2 separate regions of the Homo sapiens genome follow, and region 1 is linked to region 2. The links are chromatin contacts, found by Hi-C or POLR2A ChIA-PET in ENCODE. All regions are on one chromosome and are shown on one strand. The core of a region is the stretch at or near the end of the contact, and the rest is flanking DNA. Distances in the headings are between cores, read along the strand shown.

Region 1 (2,851 bases), core at 318-2,817, 63 kb before region 2:
GGAACTGCAAGTAAGCCTATTCCTGGTGGAAGGAGCTCAGCCTCCACAGCATGGGCAGACTCCCTCCTCACACAGGGTGACTGCACCTTCCCACAGGCCCAAGGTCTCCAAATACTGGGAAGCAGGAATTCCTCCCATCTCCTCTGAACCCCTGGCACCCTACATCCAAGCTGCCCAGCACCCAAACCACTCATGTGTTCCCTACTCACAGACTGGTTTCTTACATTTATTCCCTAACTAATACAGCAGAACATGGACCTATCCTGCAGATCCAGCTGAGACCCTGACCTTCACATACTTCTCTATGGGACGGAGAATAGAATGGGAGACTCCTGCTTCCCCTTTGCTTGTTGACCCAGCCTTGTAAGATTTCACTTTCCCTAATAAAACCCAATCCGTAGCCCACGCAGAGTGACATATTAAAATTCATCCTAAATCCTGGAACACATGGGCAATGACCCATAAAGGCCAATGTGCCATGACAGAAACACTAAGAGTCATATCGTCCATCACTCTGTCTCAGTTCCTGTTTATTGTTGGCCAGAGAACTAGGATGATCCTCTGAGCAGACATGTCCTTGGAGGATAATTAAATGGGAACTATATAAATATTTCCATAAATTAAACCAAGGAAGTGTATTAAGTTCAGCTGAATCTGGATACCAACTGCTTCCTTTGACCACATCAGAAAGTCTCCTTTTAAAAGACATTAAAAAAGTTTTTAAATAACTTTTGCCAGGCACAGTGGCTCATGCCTGTAATCCCAGCTACTTGGCAAGCTGAGGTGGGAGGATGGCTTCAGCCCAGGTGTTCAAGGCTGCTGTGAGCTATGACTACACCACTGCACTCCAGCCTGGGTGACAGAGGCCATATGTCTTTAAAAAAAAAAAGACAGAGAAAATTACTTTTTATTGTGGCAAAATAAAAAAAGGTATAATATAAAATTCACTATCTTCACAATTTCTAAATGTACAGTTCAGTGTTAAGTATATTCGCATTGTCAGCAAACCAAAACTGGGTCCATTTGCCAGCATGCAACAGAAAGCCAAACACCAAAACACACAGTTTTTGCAGTGAGAAAGGTTTGTGAGTTGACAGACAAAGAGACAGGAAGAAATGTTCAAATCTGTCTCCTGGAGCTGGAGGCTGGGTTGGATTTTAATTAGCATAGGGTAATGAGGAGTGATCTGACTAGATCCTGCCATAGGGTCACCCCAGAGCTCAATCTGATTGGATCATGGGTCCTGCCATGGTGTCTGCTTTTATTTTTATTTTTATTTTTTATTTTAGAGATGGGATCTCACCATGTTGCCCAGGCTGGTCTCGAACTCCTGGGCTCAAGTAATCCTTCTGCCTCGGTCTCCCAGAGTGCTGGGGTTACTGGCGTACACCACCAGCGCCCAGCCTGGTGTTTGCTTCTTAATTCAGCCTGGTTCCTTGGTCCGAGCACTTAGTTCCCATTCATGGTTGCACACGATGTTCATCCGGGCATTGCCCCCTCCAACCTGCAGGGCCATGACCACTGAAAAACAACTCACAACTTTGCTACATAGAAGTTGAACCAGATTGGTGTAATGTGGTTACAACATCGCTGTGCAGCCAGTCCTCAGAACTCCCTCATCTTGCAAAACTGAAACTCTGTACAAATCAACTCTCCATTTTCCCCTCCCCTCGGCCCCTGGCAACTGCCATTCTACTTTGTTTTTGTGAATCTGACTATTCTAGTTACCTCCTATGAGTGGAACCAAATAATATTTGTCTTTTTCCGACTGGTTTATTTCACTAGTATAATGTCCTCGGTTCATCCGTATTGTTGCATGTGTCAACATTTCCTTCCTTTTTAAATGGACTGTGGTGATGGTTGCACATTTCTGTGAATATACTAGAAACCACTGAGTTGTAATACTTTAAGTGGGTGAATTGTATGGTGTGTGAATTATATCACAATTAAGTATGGTGTGTGAATTATATCACAATTAAGCTGTTTAGGGGAAAAAAGGGAGAATTTGTTAGAAAGATACAGACTCATGTAACCCAAAGACAGGGACTGGGCCTGCTGGATGCTCACAGGCTGGGTGGGGACTCTGGGGAGGATGCTGAACTAAGCTCTCTGGTTCAGCCCTCTGGCCCAGAGCAGGGGTCCTCACCATTAGTCAAGCCCCTAACCTGTAGTGTCGGTACCACCTGGGAATTCCTTAGAAAAGCAGATCCTTGGGCCACACCCCAGGCCTCGTGACTCAGAAACTCTAGCAGTGGGACTCAGCAGACTGTGGGGTTTTTTTTTCTTTCTTTCTTTCTTTCTTTTTTTCCTTGAGACAGTGTCTCGCTCTGTCACCCAGGCTGGAGCGCAGCAGCGTAATCTCAGTTCACTGCAACCTCCTCTGCCTCCTGGGTTCAAGTGATTCTCTTGCCTCAGCCTCCCAGGTAGCTGGGATTACAGGTGCCCACCACCATGCCCAGCTAATTTTTGTTTAGTAGAGACGGGATTTTGCCATGTTGGCCAGGCTGGTCTCAAACTCCTGACCTCAGGTGATCCACCCACCTTGGCCTCCTAAAACGCTGGGATTACAGGGGTGAGCCAGCGTGCCCAGTTTAGCAATCTGTGTTTTGACAAACTCTCCAGGTGCTGGTGATGGAGGCTCACATCTGAGAATCCCTGGCCCAGACCACTGCGGGAAATTGGGGAAAGTTTCCATCTCACCTCTGCTCTGCATGTGCGTTTCCTCTCTTGTTGCAGACAAGCTGTCTTCCACTGACCATTCACCTCCACATCCCTGCAAAAGTCTTCACGGTAGAAAATGACCACAGACAATTCCTAAGTTGAAATCTCTTTTGGGGCCGGGTATGGTGGC
Region 2 (3,204 bases), core at 412-2,911:
TTATGATTTTCTGATTGCCTCTCCTTCGTTTCCTTTAGCATGTTTTTCTTTTCTCTGTATTTCCTCTAATTGGAAGTTGTATCTAAAACAGCCCTTCTCAGTAGGGGTTCCTCAAGAGAATTAAGCCTAAAGCTATTCGTTATATGTAATGAATTCTTTCCTCTACATTAATAATGGTTCTAGCTATATACCGCCCTTAGGATAATTAAGAAGATGGGCACTCAGATAATTTTCTGAAGGGCTTAATTCTATACAATTTTTTTTTTTTGTAGATATAGAGCTTCTCTATGGTCTCAAACCTGGTCTCAAGTGATCCTCTCTCCTTGGCCTCCCTTAATGATGAGATTACAAACGTGAACCACCACACCCAACCTATAGGATATAATTCTTTCCTAGAATCCTGATTGAGAAAAACTGAGAGGCTTAGAGGATTAGTTTTTTAAAGTTAAATATTTTGGGCTAGAATATATCATAGGTACTTGATGCTATGTCTTAGTATATATACAGCGTTCAGTTGACCTTCTATTAGTGATGCTAGGGTTGACCACTGGATTAAGATGAAAGTCTGTTCCTTCCATTTTTAAAGTTCACTTTCCTCCTTTGTAATATAATGTAGTTTGTGTGATGGTAGCTTGTTAGTTTATGAATGTTCAATTCCCTATCAGACTTTAGCCTAATTGTTTTACATTCCAGTAGATAATCCCTACCTTAATCAATAATTTCATTATGGGCCAGGCAATGTGGTTTATGCTTATAATTCCAGCACGTTGGAAGGCTGAGGTGGGACGGTTGCTTGATGTCAGGCATTCAAGACCAGCCTGGGCAACATAGCAAGAGCCTGTCTCAAAAAAAAAATAATACATTAACCAAGCATGTTGGCATGCACCTGTAGTCCCAGCTACTCAAGAGGCTGAGGCAGGAAGGATCACTTGACCCCAGGAGTTCAAGGTGGCAGTGAGCCACGATTGTGCCAGTGCACTCCAGTCTGGGCAACAGAACAAGACTGTCTCTAAAAATAATAATAATTTCATCATGGGTTGCAAAATGATATTTGACTATTTCTGTTATTTCTTGTACATATAAGTTGGCATTCTTATGAGCTCCTACTAGAAAGGTAGGATAAATCTTAATTCTTTTCAAAATGAGGATTTATTTTAAAGCTGCCTTGAATTTTTTTTTTTCTGGCTTTGTCTTTTTGAAGTATGATGGACTCATGTTCATTTAGGTCCAACCAGGTGTCTCCTTTCCAAGTTTCAGAATCCCATTCTTTACCAGTCAGTTTCCTAACTTTCACATGAGAAGTGTGGAGGGACTGTAAATTCACCTGTTGTTTGTAATTCAGCAAGTCACACAACTAAGTTTGGTATACGAGTTTCAGCAGTACTAACTTTGTAGCTACAAAAAGTAAGAGCTGCTTTTAGACTGGGCGTGAAAGCTGTGGTGCTCAGACTGTGGCCTGAGGTGAGAGTTAATGGACTTGAATTTGTCATTTTCTTTTTGTAAGCACTTGTGAATTTAAAATAATCCCATCCACATGTATTTTGTGTCATGGTTACTGCCACAGCAGTCAACTACAGCAGCCACTTGGGCATTCAAGGCACGTGCCTGACTTAGCACATCATGACAATCAATCACAGGTGATATTTTGAGGAACTGTGATGCAGTCTGAAAAATATATTTCCTGTGGTGCTTAAAAATGTCTCTAATTTTGTCATGTAGCTTGTCATGTTATAGAACCCAGGGGATGAAATTAGTCCAAAATGGCCAAGAAAAAAATAGGCATGTGGCTGTAATGCCAGGTTCCAAACCCCTCTTAAGACCTTTTCTCATTTAGTTTCCTGCACACTCTCCTTTAATGATTACATTCTGTCCTATTTCTTGTTAGTATTATACTTTTGTGGTCTGTCCTAATGGACCCATTCCTAAACATGGTGTTGAACTTTTTGAAGTTTTAAACGTGTTTCTGCTTGCTCTCATAGCTAAACTGAACCTGTGCTTCTAACATTTTTGTCTCTTCACTTTCTATTTTGTTAATCTAAGATCTCAATTCTTATTTATCCCTGCTATCTTTTTACTGGTGAGCTCTTCTGGACTCTGTGGCATTTATCTTGAAGCTTTTGAGGACTTTAAGAGGCAGATTTTTAACATAGCATAGCTCTCAAAGAGGAACAGAAGATAACTGTTAGTTCTGATGTTTTAGAATGTATGTTTGATTTAATTTGCAGAATTTCATCTTTTCAAAGAGATTAGTTTTAGAAACAGGTTTTTTTCAGAATTTGGTCTTTCAGTTTGAGTCAATAGTTAGAATGTACAAGCAAATCCTTCCACTTGTACACATCATGTCTTATTAAAATTGAAATATCATTCAGGAAGTCTAAAGGCCAAGTGATTATGTAATGAGTTTATATCAACAGCATCAAAGATTCAATTGAGAGTTTGAGACAGGTTGAGGGGGAGAGAGAATGAGTATCAGCTCTTAAAGAGAAATCTCTCAGTGGCTCCAGTTCATGTTAAGGGAACTTAGTTACTCCGTTCATTTTGCTACTTTCAGCCTTGAACCGTATTAAATTAAGTGCTCCTGTGCATTTATTAGTTTACGTATTACATATTTAAATATATTGCATATATTAGTGTCATAGTCTTTTCTAAAAATTCTGGCCATTTTAGTGCCTGGCATCCCTGAATATTTTCTTTCTGAGTTTCAGGGGAACAAAGAAAGTCTTGAGTAAAAAATATCTAGAAGAACTTAATGGGGCCAGAACCATATTTGTGACATTTTCTTATCTCATCTAGTGTGTTTTCTGGTGACTTTTAAAGTGTTGTTTTATTTTTTAATTTTTTTGTAGAGACAGGGTCTTAACTTTGTTGCTCAGATTAGTCTAGAACTCCTGGGCTCAAGCGATCCTCCCACCTCAGCCTCCCAAAGTGCTGGGATTACAGGTGTGAGCCACTGCACGCAGGCTCTGATGACTTTTTACAAATACTTTCCCCTCTAAAGCAAGGGCTCTTAGTTCTTTCCTTTCCTGCCATTCTTCCTTCTTTTTTTTTTAGACAGAGTCTTGCTCTGTCGCCCAGGCTGGAGTACCATGGCGCAATCTCAGCTCACTGCAACCTCTGCATCCCAGATTCAAGCAGTTCTCCTGCCCCAGCCTCCTGAGTAGCTGGGATTACAGGTGCGTGCCACCACACCTGGCTAATTTTTGT

Evidence for each region. Hi-C counts contacts between places; a loop is a spot of excess contacts on that map. ChIA-PET counts read pairs that join two places held with the same protein, here RNA polymerase II (POLR2A). Pooled maps may share reads with other maps.
Region 1: a pooled map shows a loop between it and region 2 (2.2-fold over the local background). The contact joins two enhancer-like sites. A Hi-C loop is called at or near these places in 5 of 37 single-sample maps with no recorded cell type and 5 of 50 pooled maps. POLR2A ChIA-PET finds 5 or more read pairs at or near these places in 6 of 52 experiments (GM12878, HEK293, OCI-LY7 and 2 more).

The regions. Positions count from the first base shown.
Region 1 is chr7:129,071,552-129,074,402 of GRCh38, reverse strand. No RefSeq gene overlaps it. Among named protein-coding and RNA genes, the nearest start is that of TNPO3, 18 kb to the right of the region's middle. RefSeq lists an enhancer at 1,558-1,667. Within about 2 kb of position 1,567, at least 4 of the 41 ENCODE cell types and tissues checked have a DNase peak (open chromatin) inside an H3K27ac peak, as active enhancers do.
Region 2 is chr7:129,007,993-129,011,196 of GRCh38, reverse strand. The region is part of intron 4 of TNPO3 (transportin 3); the gene reads left to right. Among named protein-coding and RNA genes, the nearest start is that of TNPO3, 46 kb to the left of the region's middle. Within about 2 kb of position 1,661, at least 3 of the 41 ENCODE cell types and tissues checked have a DNase peak (open chromatin) inside an H3K27ac peak, as active enhancers do.